2 separate regions of the Homo sapiens genome follow, and region 1 is linked to region 2. Evidence: read pairs that join two places in POLR2A ChIA-PET (ENCODE). Cell type or tissue: A673. All regions are shown on one strand. Links, peaks and the distances in the headings refer to the core of each region. The heading gives the core; the rest is flanking DNA.

Region 1 (7,707 bases), core at 2,443-6,442, 320 kb before region 2:
TTGATCGCTGTTAATGTATAAAAGAGCAAAAGAGCTACTGATTTGTGTACATTAATTTTGTATCTTGAAACCTTGCTGAATTCTTTTATCAGTTCTAGGAGCTTTTTGGAAAAGTCTTTGGGGTTTTCAACATAAATAATCATATCATCGGCAAACAAACAGTGACAGTTTGACTTCCTCTTTACCGATTTGGATGCCCTTTCTTTCTTTCTCTTGTCTGATTGCTCTGGTTAGGACTTCCAGTACTTTGCTGAAGAGAGTGGTGACAGTGGGCATCCTTGTCTTATTCCAGTTCTTGGGAGAATACTTTCAAACTTTTACTGGTTCAGTATTATGTTGGCTGTGGGTTTGTCACAGGTGGCTTTTATTACATTAAGGTATGTCTCGTGTATGCTGATTTTGCTGAGGACTTAATCATAAAATGATGCTGGATTCTGTTGAATGCTTTTTCTGCATCTATTGAGATGATTGTGTGATTTTGGTTTTTAATTCTGTTTATGTGGTGTTATCACATTTATTGACTTGCATATGTTAAACCATCCCTGCATCCCTGATATGAAACCCACTTGATCACGGTGGATTATCTTTTTAATTTGCTGTTGGATTCAGTTAGCTAGTATTTTGTTGAGGATTTCTGCATCTATGTTCATCAGGGATATTGGTCTGTAGTTTTCTTTCTTGGTTATGTCCTTCCCTGGTTTTGGTATTAGGGTGATATTGGCTTATAGAATGATTTAGGGAGAATTCCCTCTTTCTCTACCTTGTGGAATAGTGTCGATAGGATTGGTACCAATTCTTCTTTGAATGTCTGATAGAATTTTGCTCTGAATTCATCTGGTCCTGGACTTTATTTTGTTCGTAATTTTTTTATTACCATTTCAATCTCGCTACTCGTTACTGGTCTGTTCAGGGTATCTAATTCTCCCTGATTTAAGCTAGGATGGTTGTACCTTTTCAGGAATTTATCCATCTCCTCTAGGTTTTCTAGTTTATGTGCATAAATAAAGGTGTTCATAGTAGCTTCGAATAATCTTTTGTATTTCTGTGGTACCAGTAGTAATATCTCCCATTTCATTTCTAATTGAGCTTATATTTGGATCTTCTCCCTTATTTTATTGGTTAATCTCACCAATGGTCTATCAATTTTATCTATCTAGATAGACAAAATAAAAATTTTATCCATCTAGACAGACAAAATAAAAATTTAATCTATCTAGACAAAAATTTAATCTAGATAGACAAAAATTTAAATTTTATCTATCTAGATAGATAAAATAAAAATTTTAACTAAAAAAATTTATCTTTTTATTTATCTAAAAAGAACCAGCTTTTTGTTCAATTTATCTTTTGTAATTTTTTTTGTTTCAATTTCATTTAGTTCCGCTCTGATTTTCATTACTTCTCTTCTTCTGGTGGGTTTGGGTTTGGATTGTTCTTGTTTCTTCAGTTGTGTGAGATGGGACTTTAGATTGTCTATTTGTGCTCTTTCAGTCTTTCTGATGTAGGCATTTAAGGCTATGAACTTTCCTCTTAGCACTGCCTTTGCTGTATCCCAGAGGTTTTGATAGGTTGTGTCACTATTATCGTTCAGTTCAAAGATTTTTTTAAATTTGCATCTTGATTTCATTGTTAACCCAAAAATCATTCAGGAGCAGGTTGCTTAATTTCCCTGTATTTGCCTGGTTTTGTGGGTGCCTTTGGAGTTGATTTCCAATTTTATTCCACTATCGTCTGAGAGAGTACTTGATATAATATAGATTTTTTTTTTTTTTTTTTGAGACGGAGTCTCGCTCTGTCGCCCAGGCTGGAGTGCAGTGGCCGGATCTCGGCTCACTGCAAGCTCCAAATTTAGATTTTTTTAAATTTCCCGAGACTTGTTTTGTGGCCTATCATATGGTCCATCTTAGAGAATGTTCCATGTGCTGATGAATAGAATGTATATTCTGCAGTTGTTGGGTAGAATGCTCTGTAAATACCTGTTAAGTCCATTTGTTGTAGGGTATAGTTTAAGTTCATTCCTTCTTTGTTGACTTTCTGTCTTGAGGACCTGTCTAGTGCTGTCAGTGGAGTATCAAAGTCCCCCGCTATTACTGTGTTGCCGTCTATATCATTTCTTAGGTCTAGTAGTAATTGTTTTATAAATTTCAGAGCTTCAGTGTTAGGTGCATATACATTTAGGATTATGATATTTTCCTGTTGGACAAGGCTTTTTATCATTATATAATGTCCCTCTTTGTCTTTTTTAAGTGCTGTTGCTCTAAAGTCTGTTTTGTCTGATAAAAGAATGGCTATTCCTGCTCGCTTTTAGTCTCCATTTGCACATGAAATATTTTTCCACCCCTTTAAGTTTATGTAAGTCCTTATGTGTTAGGTGAGTCTCCCGAAGACAGCAGAAACATGGTTGGTGAATTCTTATCCATTCTGCCATTCTCTATCTTTTAAGTGGAGCATTTAGGTCATTTACATTCAACATTAATATTGAGATGTGAGATACTATCCTATTCATTGTGCTATTTGTTGCCTGAATACCATGCTGTTTTTTTCATTGTTATTGTTATAGAGGTTCTGTTGGATTTGTGTCTTAAGGAGGTTCTATTTTGGTGTATTTCGAAGATTTTTTTCAAGACTTAGAGCTCCTTTTAGCAGTTCTTATAGTGCTGGCTTGGTAGTGGCGAATTCTCTCAGCATTTGTTTGCCTGTAAAAGACTGTATCATTCCTTCATTTATGAGGCTTAGTTTCACTGGACACAAAATTCTTGGCTGATAATTGTTTTGTTTAAGGAGACTAAAGATAGGACCCTAATCAATCTCTTCTGGCTTGTAGGGTTTCTGTTGAGAAATCTTCTGTTAATCTGATAGGTTTTCCTTTATAGGTTACCTGATATTTTTGCCTCATAGCTCTTAAGATTTTTCCTTCATCTTGACTTCAGATAATCTGATGACTATGTGCCTAGGTGATGAATTCTTCTGCAATGAATTTTGCAATGAATTTCCCAAGTGTGTTTTTTGAGTTCTTGTATTTGGATGTCTAGATCTCTAGCAAGGCTAGGTAAGTTTTCCTCAATTATTCCCTCAAATATGTTTTCCTAACTTTTAGATTTCTCTTCTTCCTCAGGAACACCAATTATTCTTAGGTTTGGACACTTAACTTAGTCCCATACTTCTTGGAGGCTTCATTTTTTGAAATTCTTCTGTCTCTGATGGATAGGGTTAATTCAAAAGCTTTTTCTTTGAGCTCTGAAGTTCTTTCTTCAGCTTGTTCGATTCTATTGCTGAGACTTTCCAGTGCATTTTGCATTCCTCTAAGTGTGTCCCTGATTTCCAGAAACTGTGATTTTTTTATGCGATTTCACTGAAGAATTTTCCTTTCATAACCTGTATCATGTTTTTTATTTCTTTAAGTTGAATTTCACCTTTCTCTGGTACCTCCTTGATTAGCTTAATAATTGACCTTCAGAATTCTTTTTCTGGCAATTCAGAGATTTCCTCTTGGTTTGGATCCATTGCTGGTAAGCTGATGTGATCTTCTGGGGGTGTTTAAGAACCTTGTTTTGTCATATTACCAGAATTGTTTTCCTGGTTCCTTCTCATTTGGAACCAGAGGGAAGATCTGCGACTCAAGGGCTGCTGTTCTCTTATCTTGGGGGTGCTCCCTTGATGTGGTGTTCTCCCCCTGCCCTGAGGAATGGGGCTTCCTGAGAGCCAAACTGCAATGACTGTTTTTGCTCTTGCAGGTCTACCCACCCAGTGGAGCTACCAGGCTTCAGGCTGGTACTGGGGAGTGTCTGTCAAGAGTCCTGTGATGTGATCCATCTTCAGGTCTTTCAGGTGCGGATACCAGCACCTGCTCTGGTGGGGGTAGCAGGGGAGTGAAATGGACTCTGTGAGGGTCCTTGGCTGTATTTTTGTTGAGTGTGCTGGTTTTATATTGGTTGACCTCCAGCACCTGCTCTGGTGGGGGTAGCAGGGGAGTGAAGTGGACTCTGTGAGGGTCCTCGGCTGTATTTTTGTTAAGTGTGCTGGTTTTATATTGGTTGGCCTCCAGCCAGGAGGTGGCGCTTTCAAGAGAGCATCAGCTGAGGTCCTGTAGAGAGGATGCAAACTTGCCCTAAGGTAGCCTAATTAAGTATTCAGGTTTCTCAGGGGGTGGGCAGGACCACAGAGCCCCCAGGAGATTATAACCTTTGTCTTCGGCCATCAGGGTGGGTAGAGAAAGACCACCAGGTGGGGGCAGGAATAGGGTGTCTGAGCTCAGACTCTGCTTGGGCGGGGCTTGCTGTGGCTGCTGTGGGGGATGGGTGTGTGGTTCTCAGTCCAATGGAGTTATGTTCCCAGGAGGATTAAGGCCATTAGTCATACAGGTCCTCCAGGAAAGTGGGAGAAAGCCAGCAGTCACAGGCCTCACCCCACTCCCACGCAGCCCGCAGTCCAAAAGGCTGGTCTCACTCCTACCGTGCCCACCCCCAACAGCACTGAGTCTATTTCCAGGCAGCCAGTGCCCAGGGCTGAGAACTTGCCTGTGGTAGTTCCAAGAACTTCCCGTGGTAGTTCTTGGAGCAAAAGTTCATGATGTGAGTCTCCAGACGCTGTTCTGTCTGTCCGAGCAGGAGCTGCAAGCTAGTCCTTCCTCCTATCTGCCATCTTAATCCGATTCTGACCTAATTATTCAATTTCTGAAATGGTTCCATTTCCTGTTTTTTCTTCAGTTAATTTCTTCTTGGGTAAAAATACATTAGTATTTTTTATTCTAAATCATCCACTTTACTAAATGTATAAGCTTTTGTCGTGCTTTCAAATGATCTGGGTGGGTGGTGGTAACTCACTCCTATTTGTGTCTGAAAGTGTCTTTAGCTCTGCCCTCACGCTTAAACCACAGCTGTCTGGATTCAGAATTCTTGGCGAATAGTGATTGTACCCCAGTGTTTCCGTTACTTCTCCATGACCCTCTGGCATCTGTGCTCCTAAGACGTTGGCCATCAGACTATCTGTCATTATTTTGTAGGAAATCTATTTTTCTAGGGCAGCGTATAAGATTTTCTTGAGATCACAATTTGTCTAGGTCTGGAATTATTTGTTTATCCTGCTTGATCATCTGAGCACATGTTCTCCAGGACTCACTCGGAAGGGGCACTGGCCACCCTCTCTTTCGCACCTCACATGGGAGCCTCCACTCCAGCCCACCCTCACTTCCTTCTCTCCAGGAAGCCTCCATGCCCAGCTGGCTCAGCCCCACCACATCCTCCGGCTCACCCATACTCTCTCTGATCACACCCGGCGTACGGTTCACTCTGCTTCTAAAATGTAAATAGCTGTATATTTCATTTCTAGGATTTGGTTTAGGTCTTTTCTTTGTTCTTAGGTGCCTTTTTTCATAATTTTGTGTTTTTAACTGGTTCCCCCTTTACCCCTTGGAGGATGTTAGGCATATTCGGTTTAAAGTCACCTGTGTTTGTTCTGTTATTTCCTTTTCTTTGGGAGTGATTACGCCTTCTGACTGTAGATGCTGTTGGCACTGTCTGGGATGCTGGCTGTTCCCAGCCCTCAGTTTGCAGCTCCACCATGAGCACAGCTGAAGCTGCTTTCTTCCTCCTCACATGCCCTCCCTGCCCCACTCCCAACCCCATTCAGAAGCAGGGGCTCCCACCCTGGGATCTCAGGACCCTGGTCCAGATTCACCTGTGGGAATTACAGACCTAGCCACCAGTCAGCCCTGCCCTGCAGCCTTCCTGGTCTCTGCAGCTCAACAAGCCTTCACCCCTCCTCAGCCTCCTCCAAAGGGCCCAGGTACCTCCCCCAGTGCTCAGAGGGGGCTGAGCCACACCTGCACACTTCTGCTGCCATGGAACTCAGACTCCCAAGCCCATCTGCCTATCTCAAGCCATGTCCTGGTGCCTGGGTCTCTGCTGTCTCTCACCACTGTATGTTCTGTTCCATTTCTATTCCTCAGAGATTTTGTTTTTACTTGTCTAGGTCCTTTTATTTTCTAAGTGTATTTTTTTTATCTTATTGCTGTGTTCAGAGCAGGGGGCATGTAATGTCTGAATCAGAGCATCATCTGATCAGAAAAGCCCACTTTCCTCCCAACTTCAACTTCTCTCCCTCATCACACTCAGGTCTTTTCTTGCAACACACATGGCAAAGCGTGGCTGTGGTCATGGACCATGCCACCCCCCTGGCATGGAGCCCCTCCCTGCAACAGCTTCTACAGGGCAAAGCCTCAGCCTGGCCCGCCCACACCTGGAGTTTCCCATCCCACACCTGCCACCTTGTCGCCACCCCAGACACTCCTCACGTTTTTGCTGCTTTGCTGGGAATGCCTCCTCCCAGTTTCCCTTGCCTGACATTCAGGACCCTACGGGCAGCTCCAGGCCTGTGACCTCCCCGTCGTGTGGCTGGGAGACCACCCACCTCTGTCCCAGAGGCTGACATAGGTCCTGTCACCCACTAAGAGCTCAAAAACATCTGGGAGACCAAAGTCTGGAAGTCACTGGCCTGTGAGCAGCCGAGGCTTTCAAGTCAGAGAAAGGGAGGACAGTCGGAGGCTGACAAGTGCCTCCCACTCGAGGAATAAGAGGAGAGGAGAAGAGGCAGCAACTCAAACATGAGACCAGAGAGGAAGAAGGGATGACAACAGCAAGGCCCTGACAGGCCTGGGGCAGATGCACCTCTGGGAGAAGAGCTGGCTCTGCCTGGCAGTGACTAGGAGCTGACGGGTCATAGGCTCCAGCCCAGCAGGGTGGGGGTGAGTGGGAAGATGTGAGAAAGGGGACAGTCATGGAGGACTGTGGTGCAAATTAGGACAGAACTCCTCTTTGAGCCAATCGTCTAATTTGGTCTGAAGGGTCTGCTGGTAAGACTTCCTCCCTTCGAGAGAGTGGGACCGAAAGGGCCCCTCTCTTCACACAAGTTGTAGGCTCCAGCCCTGACCAAGGGTAGGATCAGCAGCCCCAGGAGCCAGGGAGCCAAGCCAAGCCCCTGGCCTGCAGCAAACACAGCCTGTTGGGCCTCCGTAAGAGGCATCACAGGCAAGACAACAGCCACCATCCTGTTCAGTCTCAGACATGGCATCCAAGTATGTTTCATGGGACAGGAATGCAAGGCATGCTCTCATCAGTAAGGCCAGTCATGGGCAGGACTGTGGGGCCACAGCCTATGGAAGGGGAGAGTACCCAACCAAGAAAGTCCTCGAAAGGGAACCCTCCAAGAGGGCAGAGTCTGCATGAGCCAACAAGGTCTCCGTCGTAGAGAAGTGGGCCCCCAGCCCCCACTTCCCGAGGAGCTGAGGGGGGTAGTTTTCCAGATACAGATGAGAACTGAGGGGGTCACTGGGATCTGAGATAGGAGGGGGAGAAGTTTAGGAAGTGCTTTGTTTTTGTTCTCGGAGAATAAAAAACAGAAGTGCATGCAAGTCTCAGGAGCTAAGAGATACACTGGTGGCTTGAAGGCCAGCTGGGCCCCCCGGGAACTACACTTGCTCCCTACAGTGCTGCCACAGAATCCAGCTTCCTTCACCGTAGGGGCTGGGGCCCCCGGACCTGGAGATCTGCAGGTTGCTGACTGCCTGTGCTTCCCTCGTTTGAGGAACACTGTGTCTGAAAAGTCAGTGATCTGGGCCGTGTGGAGGAACAAGGGAGGGAATGACAGGAGAGTCCGCCTTCCCAGCACCCAGGGGAGACGGGAGCCGGGCAGGCCGCAAATGTGCAGAGC
Region 2 (7,707 bases), core at 1,288-5,287:
CCAAAAAAATCTTTTTGGCCCAGGCATCATGGCTCACACCTGTAATATCAGCGCTTTGAGAGGCCCAGATGGGAGGATCACTTAAGGCCAAGAGTTCAAGAACAGCCTGGACAACATAAGGAGATTAATTTTTTTTTAAAAAAAGAGAAAAAACAAAAGCAAAGCTTTTTTTTACATAGGGACACAAGTCTGTGTACTAAAGGCAATGAATGCTCCGAAGAGAGCAAAAAGTGAAGGTGGGGGAGGGGCCAGGGAAGAGCTGCTGGAGCGGCTGCGCCCTGGGTAGACAGTGGGTGGAGTCGGTGAGTGCACGTGCTGTGCGGGGCGTCTTGGGAGGAGTCGAGTGCACGTGCTGTGCGGGGCGTCTTGGGAGGAGTCCAGTGCACGTGCTGTGGGGGGCGTCTTGGGTGGAGGTGAGTGCACGTGCTGTGGGCGGCGTCTTGGGTGCAGTCGTGGAGTGCACGTGCTGTGGGGGGCGTCTTGGGTGGAGTCCAGTGCACGTGCTGTGGGAGCGTCTTGGGTGGTGTGGGGTCCACGTGCTGTGGGGGCGTCTTTCCAGGGGTCCTCAGTCTGCTCTTTAAGCAGGAGACCAGCACCCAGCAAGCAGTAAGCACTGGGCGAGAAGGGTGCAGGGTGCGAGAGGGAAGACGAGACATGAAGGATACATCAAGAACCTACTTCTAGGCCGGGAACAGTGGCTCACGCCTGTAATCTCAGCACTTTGAGAGGCCTAGGCAGGCGGATCACCTGAGATCAGGAGTTCAAGACGATCTTGCCCAACATGGTGAAACCCCGTCTGTACTAAAAATAGAAAAATTAGCGGGGGTCAGTGGCGCACGCACGTGGTCCCAGCTAATCTGGAGGCTGAGGCACAAGAATGGCGAGAACCTGGGAGGCGGAGCTTGCAGTGAGCTGAGATTGCGCCACTGCACTCCAGCCTGGGGGACAGAGCGAGACTCCGTCTCCAAAAAAAGAAAACAACTTGGCATTTACTCCAGTACTTAAAACAGACAGTCACCATATGAACCAGTTATCCCATTCCCGGGATAGCCGAAGAAATGAAAACCCAGGTCCACACAAAAACTCGTACATGAATGTTCATGGCAGCACTGTCCATTAACAGCAAAAAAAAAAAAGAAAACACTAAGTTAAGTGAAAGAAGTCAGGCACGAAAGACAACAGAGAACAGGCAAATCGACAGGGAAGGAAAGCAGATGAGTGGTTGCCAGGGACTGGGTTGGGGGAGTGGGGGACACGGGAAGGAACTGCTAATGGTATAAGGTTTCTTTTCAGGATGATACAAATGTTCTGGATTTCTGGTGCTCTGTCCACAAATATACTCAAGTTTCAGTACTAGTAGTTCTGGTATATAGTAAGTCATTAATATGTGATGGTTGGTGAATAGATGGATGTGGACAGGTGAATGGATGAGTAGGTGGGTAAATAAATGGATGGGTGGGTGGTGAGGTGGATAGTAGACAGTAGATGGATGGATGGATGAGTGGGTGGGTGTATGTGCCAGGTGGTGGGTGGGTGAGTGGTGGGTGGGTGAATAGAAGGGAGAGGAAGGAGAATGGAGGAAGAGGAAGAAAACAGGAGGAGAAGGAAGCAAGGATTTTTCTTCTAGCAGGATCCTGCAAGTCCCAGGTCAGTTAGACTCTCTGGAGTAGACAGCTGGCGCCCAAAGCCATCAGCACTCCTTGTCTTCTCGATCAGTGCGTCCCTTCTTCCTTTTGTCTTCCTTCACCTACTTGTCTGCCTCCCCACTGGTCCTGCCTCTTCTCCAAGGTCGAAAGGAAGAAAGCTGTTCTGCAAAAGTCTATAAAGGAGGTGGAAGCTCTCCTTTGCAACACCCTCTCACTTTTCTTCTTGTACAAGGTGCAGTCCCTCTGAGAGGTCCTATGTGCCATCTGCCACAATTCTAAAAGGTAATTTACCCTGAAGGTAAAGATAATTTGGATAGGCTCTTTTCTGGATTCCACGAAACCAAATAAGCAGCATACACTCTCAAAAAGACAAATTCCTATAAGATTTCAGATGTCAAAAAGGCCAGACCCGTGTGATAAGCAGCACAACAGCGTTTTCCTCCCCGAGTTCTCTAAAAATACAACGCTTTCACTGTAGACAATTTCCTTTCAAGAAAACACACCAAAACTTCTACTTTACATGAACTTTTCCTCTTGGTTATTTTTTTGTCCCCTATTCACAGTGCTTCAAGCAGAAGCCAGAAATCTCTAATGCTAAAATCCACCACCACCCCATCTCTAAAATTCTCTTCAAATAAAAAACAAATGTCTACTTAAGCTACAGCCTCCCGGGTCCTGCTTTCCCCACATGCCAGCCTCTGCCCGTGCCCCAGGACTGCAGTCACACACCTGCTGCCCGTCTCCTTCAAGCCACCCTCTCCACAGAGCGGGGAGGAGGAGGAGGAGTAGAGTGAGGCCAGAACCAGCAGATACCTGACCTCCACATGGCCTGGGGAAATGGCTCCTAGAAAAGTACAACATTTTCAACTCCAAAGAGATGAGAACAAATAATCTCTAAGGGTTGAGCTAACCCAGGTGGAGCTGCTAACATTAACCACCGTTAAAATTTACATCACAGGTGTTCAAAAACATTCCTGCATCAGCACATTTGCATACCTGGTTAAACAGTTCCTCTCAGAACCACTACCCAAAACAGTGCCAATTTCCAGTGCACAGCATCCCCACAGACGCCACTGCTGCTGGGGACACGTGAGCGATGGCACTGCCCGGGCTCACTGAGTGGCCTCCACCGCGTTTCAAGGGCAGGCACAAAGGAACGCCCTATTGTTCCCTCGTCCTCCTCATGCTGTGCGCTGAGCTGGAGTTTCCTCAGAGCTAGGAGAGAAGCCTACCATCCCCCACCCTTTTGTTCGAAGAATACGGTTCTAGAACAGGCAGCTATGAACCAATCTGCTCTAATCCTGTTATTTACAATTAATTAATTAATTAAAACACAGCCCTCCTCACTAGGTCTCTCCCTAAGATGTGCCCAGCACTTGCTTGAGCAACGTCTTATTTTCTGTGGAATTGCTTAGAAAATCCAAGTGGAGACTCTGCTGCCTCTCTACCCTCCTCACCATTCCACGGAAAATGGAGTCTCCCAATGAACACGCAGACAGGATCATCACACAACCCACACGTGTGGACGGGGACTACACAGGCTCCGAGGGGGAGGCTCTGTTCCCAGCTCTCCTGATGAGTGGTCAATGCCATCCTCACAGCCAAGGCGGACAGATTTCCTTTTCTGCAGCCTGCATGGCAAAGAGCCAGCTGCACCGTGGCACGGCCAGCCCTTGCCCTGCACAGCCTGGCCTCTGGTCCCAGGGTCCCTGGTTCCTGCTCACCTGGCAGTGTCATCCCTTCCCAGCCTCACTCCCTCCACCACTGAGGCTGCCATGGGGGCAGGTAGGAGAATAAAACAGGAAAACACTGCTAGTCAGCAAAAAAGTTCAAGCACGCTCTTTATAAATGTTCAAACAAGGGAAAAAGTCCTGGTTTATCATCAGCATAACTGAAAAAGGTCAGAGTTCCTCCTGCTACCAGCAAATGTGGAACGGGCCTGAGCTGTTCTCAGTACCCTCAGTTGGAGGGGACCTCCCATCCCACTCCCAAGAAAGTGCACATGGTGGGTGACCAGAGAGCAAAACAGGGTTATTTTGGCAGGCAAGCGGCATGGAGGACAAGGAGGTGTCCCCACCATCACAGCAAGCGTCCCTGCTCTGCAGGCCCTGGCCCCAGCCTAGAAGCACCAATGTAAAAGAAAGAGGGATTAAGCAAAAGAAAAAAAGTACCAAATACCACGTTTCTTGCTTGTACCCCATCACTTTTTTCCTCCTGTCTTAGTGCAATTGTTGACTGCGGCCAACTGCAGAGAAATCACAGTAGCCCAGCTCGGCGGCTCCCTCTGAAAGCTCCACGCACTGGGCATGCTCCAGAGCCATCTCACGAAATGGAGGCTGCCCCAGCGGCAGGATTCCAGAGCTGCACGCGGCCGCCCAGGCACCTCCAGGCCTCCTCGGAAGCTGCTTAAACCCTCGCATTCACAACCATTTTAAAACAATCAGTGTTCTCAGATGGAAACCATTTAACGAGACATTTATTGTTTTCACCCTAAAACGTGAAGGGTCCCTCCACAGAAACCATCAACACAGCTCATCCCACAAAGCAATCACTGCTCGTAGGGCCTCTCAGGATTAGCTCTGTTGAAAAAATACTAACAAAAACCTAGACATGGAATCTGGGGACCAGCCCTCTCACAAGGAACTCAACTCACAGAGACATTTTACCTCTGGGGCCAAGAGCCCACAACATGACAGTGGGTAGGAAAGCAAACAGAAAACACCAGCTCGCAATGCGCACCTCCCACCGGAGCTCCTGTCCCAGTGCCAAGCATACCAGGGCTGGGTCTCAGGGCAATGCTTCTGCCACAAGGAGTAGCTCCAGGACGCACCTGCACGACGCAGGTTCGAGCACAGCAGTCTCCCCACACTCAGGCTGCTCCTAAACATCACCTCCTATGCCCACCCCAGCTCCAAATTTCTTACAGGGAGAGGCCCTTATACACCTATGCCAGCTCTCCAATCAAGACCAAGTTGTTTGTAGCTCTTAATACAAAACAATAAATATTTGAAGTCCTTTTTCTATAAAAATAGGGAATATTTTTTAAAATAGTGTATTCAGGTTCCAGGCAAACTGCAAAATAAAAGCACAAATATTATTTTCTATTTTTAAGGTCACATGAAAGTAAATAACACCAATCCTTCTCTATAAATGCTATTCTATAACTCCCCCACGCTTTCTAGTACAGTATCAGTGTTGACTGCCCAAGAGTTGCAAAGTGGGTGGTCCAACAGAGCCAGGCCCGCAAGCTGTGCTTACCAGCCAGGGAGGAGACGCACCAACAAAACACCATGTCCGAAAAGCAATGCAAGTGATTCCTCTTTAAGTACACAGGTTCCGCCCAGCCAAGAGCAAACAACCCAGACATGGGACTCCAAGTTCAAATGTAGAAAACACAATGTCAACAGATCCATCTTAAGGCAACAGAGCGTGGTCATTTACAAACCTATCTGCAACCCACACAGAAACCCAAGAGAATCCTGCCCTCCACCTCGGCTCCCTCCCCCATATGGACAAAGAACAGAGAAGGCAAACTAAGGGAAATAAATGCATATGACTAATAAAACAAATGCAGCTGAAAATACATTTAAAGCAACAAAGACGCCATTTTCCACTTATTGAACTGGCAAAAAAAAAAAAATTAAAGTCTGTCAATGAGAGTATCGGGCCAGGCGCAGTTGCTCACGCCTGTAATCCCAGCACTTTGGGAGGCCAAGGGGGCAGATCGCCTGAGCTCCAGAGTTCGAGACCAGCCTGGCCAACATGGTGAAACCCAGTCTCTACTAAAAATACAAAAATTAGCCGAGTGTGGTGGAGGGCACCTGTAATCCCAGCTACTTGAAAGGCTGAGGTTGCAGTGAGCAGAGATCACACCACTGCACTCCAGCCTGAGCGACAGAGCACGACTCAGTCTCAAAAGAAAAAAAAAAAAAAAAGTATGGCTAAACAGGCAATTCTCATTTAATAAAATCTCTCTGGGGGCAACTTGGCAATAGTTATCAAATTTTAAAAACACACACCACCAGGCTCAGTGGCATGCACCTGTAGTCCCAGCTCCTTGGGAGACTGGGGCAGCAGGATCACTTGAGCCCAGGAGTCCAAGGCCAGCCTGGGCCACACAATGAGAACTCCATCTCTTGAAACAAAAAAAGTACATACCTCTTGGTTGAGCAATTCTCTATTGGTAGTATAATTTTACTTATATATAATCTGTAAAATATATAATCTGTAAGATAAATTTTTGCAGAATTTATTATGCATATACTATATAGTACTTAGTTTGTAGTAATAATACACAGTACATATAATACGAATAATGGTATATGTGTAGCTTACTCTACAGATATACTAGCAAAAGTTCCCCAGATCACAGGGAACAAGGACATGCATTCCACCTTCTCTCCAGGTGAGAGGATCTGAGTCCCGCCCACAGAAGGCTAGTTATAGACATTGTTATTCCCCTACAAGGGAATATCCAAAAGCCCTTGCAGAGGGTAAGAAAAGGCTGGTGTGCTCGCATGGGAAATCACAGAACAGGGTGTCTATGATACCAAGACTCGTGTAAGAGAACAGAAAGATGCTGGTATGTGCACAAACATCTTTTTGGAATGAATTATAAGAAATTATTAATAGTGTGACATGTTTAAGTAAGATTGAGAGCAGAAACGGAGATGGGAAGTCTTTTACTCTGCAATATGCACCTTTTCTTACTATTTAGTTTATGTTTCTTTTTCTTTCTTCTGTGGACCTCAAGTGTGCTGAGGATTCTGAGCAGTCCACTCCAGCACACAGGACGCTGCTACCACTGCTCCATGCTGCTCTTCACCTGGTCAGCACCCATTAACCCACCACTCACAACAAAAACCAGGATCTTGTCAAGAATCGACACCTAACCAGCCATATGGCCCACATCACCCCATCATTACTGCCTCTTCCTGCTCAAGCCAACTATCAGAACAAGAACCATAGGCTGTAGCTTCAAAGAAAGTCCCCAAATTAACAGGCTAACAGCAAATCCATCTAAAGAAGGTACAAATGAATAACAAAATAAATTCAAAGAAAGGAACAGGAAAGAGATAATAAAATGAGTGGATATCTATACAATAAATATAGGTTAAAAATTCCAGGCCAGGACTGGGCGCGGTGGCTCACACCTGTATTCCCAGCACTTTGGGAGGCCGAGGCAGGTGATCGCCTGAGGTCAGGAGTTCGAGACCAGCCTGGCCAACATGGCAAAACCCTGTATCTACTAAAAGTACAAAAATTAGCCGGGCATGGTGGCGTGCACCTGTAATCCCAGCTACCCAAGAGGGTGAGGCAGGAGAATCGCTGGAACCCAGGAGGCAGAGGCTGCAGTGAGCAGAGATCGCACCATTGCACTCCAGCCTGGGTGACAGAGCAAGACTCTGTCAAAAATAAATAAATAAATAAATAAATAAATAAATAAAATTCAGGCCAGCCGCGGTGGCTCACGCCTGTAATCCCAGCACAAGATCAGGAGTTCGAGACCAGCCGGGCCAACACGGTGAAACCCCATCTCTACTAAAAATACAAAAAATTAGCCCAGTGTGGTGGCAGGCATCTGTAATCCCAGCTACTCAGGAGACTGAGGCAGGAGAGTTGCTTGAACCTGGGAGGCGGAGGTTGCAGTGAGCTGAGATCATGCCACTACACTACAGCCTGGGCAACAGAGCGAGACTCTGTCTCAAAAAAGAAAAATTCTAGGCAAGGTGCGATGCCTCACACCTATTATAATCCCAACACTTTGAGAGGCCATGGTAAGCAGATCACTTGAGCCCAGGAGTTCAAGACCAGCCTGGGCAACATGGAGAGACTCCATCTCTACAAAAAATACAAAAATTAGCTCGGGATTGTGGCATGTGCCTGTAGTCCCAGCTACTCAGGAAGCTGAGGTGGAAGGATCACTTAAACCCAACAGGCAGAGGTTGCAGTGAGCCAAGATCTCAACACTGTACTCCAGCCTGGGTGACAGAGTGAAACCCTGTCTGGAAAAAAAATATCTAAACAAAAATATCAGCAATTTGAATTCAACAATGTGTAA

The links. Peaks named below come from ENCODE experiments on the same cell type or tissue, not always from the same donor. Only the 100,000 strongest peaks of a DNase experiment are listed, where the experiment ranks them.
Region 1: POLR2A ChIA-PET joins it to region 2 with 6 read pairs; 1 of 35 experiments calls an interaction of 5 or more read pairs at or near these places.

Annotation. Positions count from the first base shown.
Region 1 is chr9:137,986,866-137,994,572 of GRCh38, reverse strand. All of the region lies in intron 15 of CACNA1B (calcium voltage-gated channel subunit alpha1 B), which reads right to left. Among named protein-coding and RNA genes, the nearest start is that of CACNA1B-AS1, 44 kb to the right of the region's middle. RefSeq lists an enhancer at 3,403-4,602. In A673, for the core only: no CTCF peak of the experiment used is centred there; a DNase peak (open chromatin) is centred at 4,702; H3K4me3 peaks cover 245 bases; H3K27me3 peaks cover 1,818 bases.
Region 2 is chr9:137,662,163-137,669,869 of GRCh38, reverse strand. The region is part of intron 1 of EHMT1 (euchromatic histone lysine methyltransferase 1); the gene reads right to left. Among named protein-coding and RNA genes, the nearest start is that of EHMT1, 47 kb to the right of the region's middle. RefSeq lists enhancers at 2,868-2,937, 4,278-4,959, 5,015-5,519. In A673, for the core only: no CTCF peak of the experiment used is centred there; a DNase peak (open chromatin) is centred at 2,839; H3K27ac peaks cover 1,195 bases.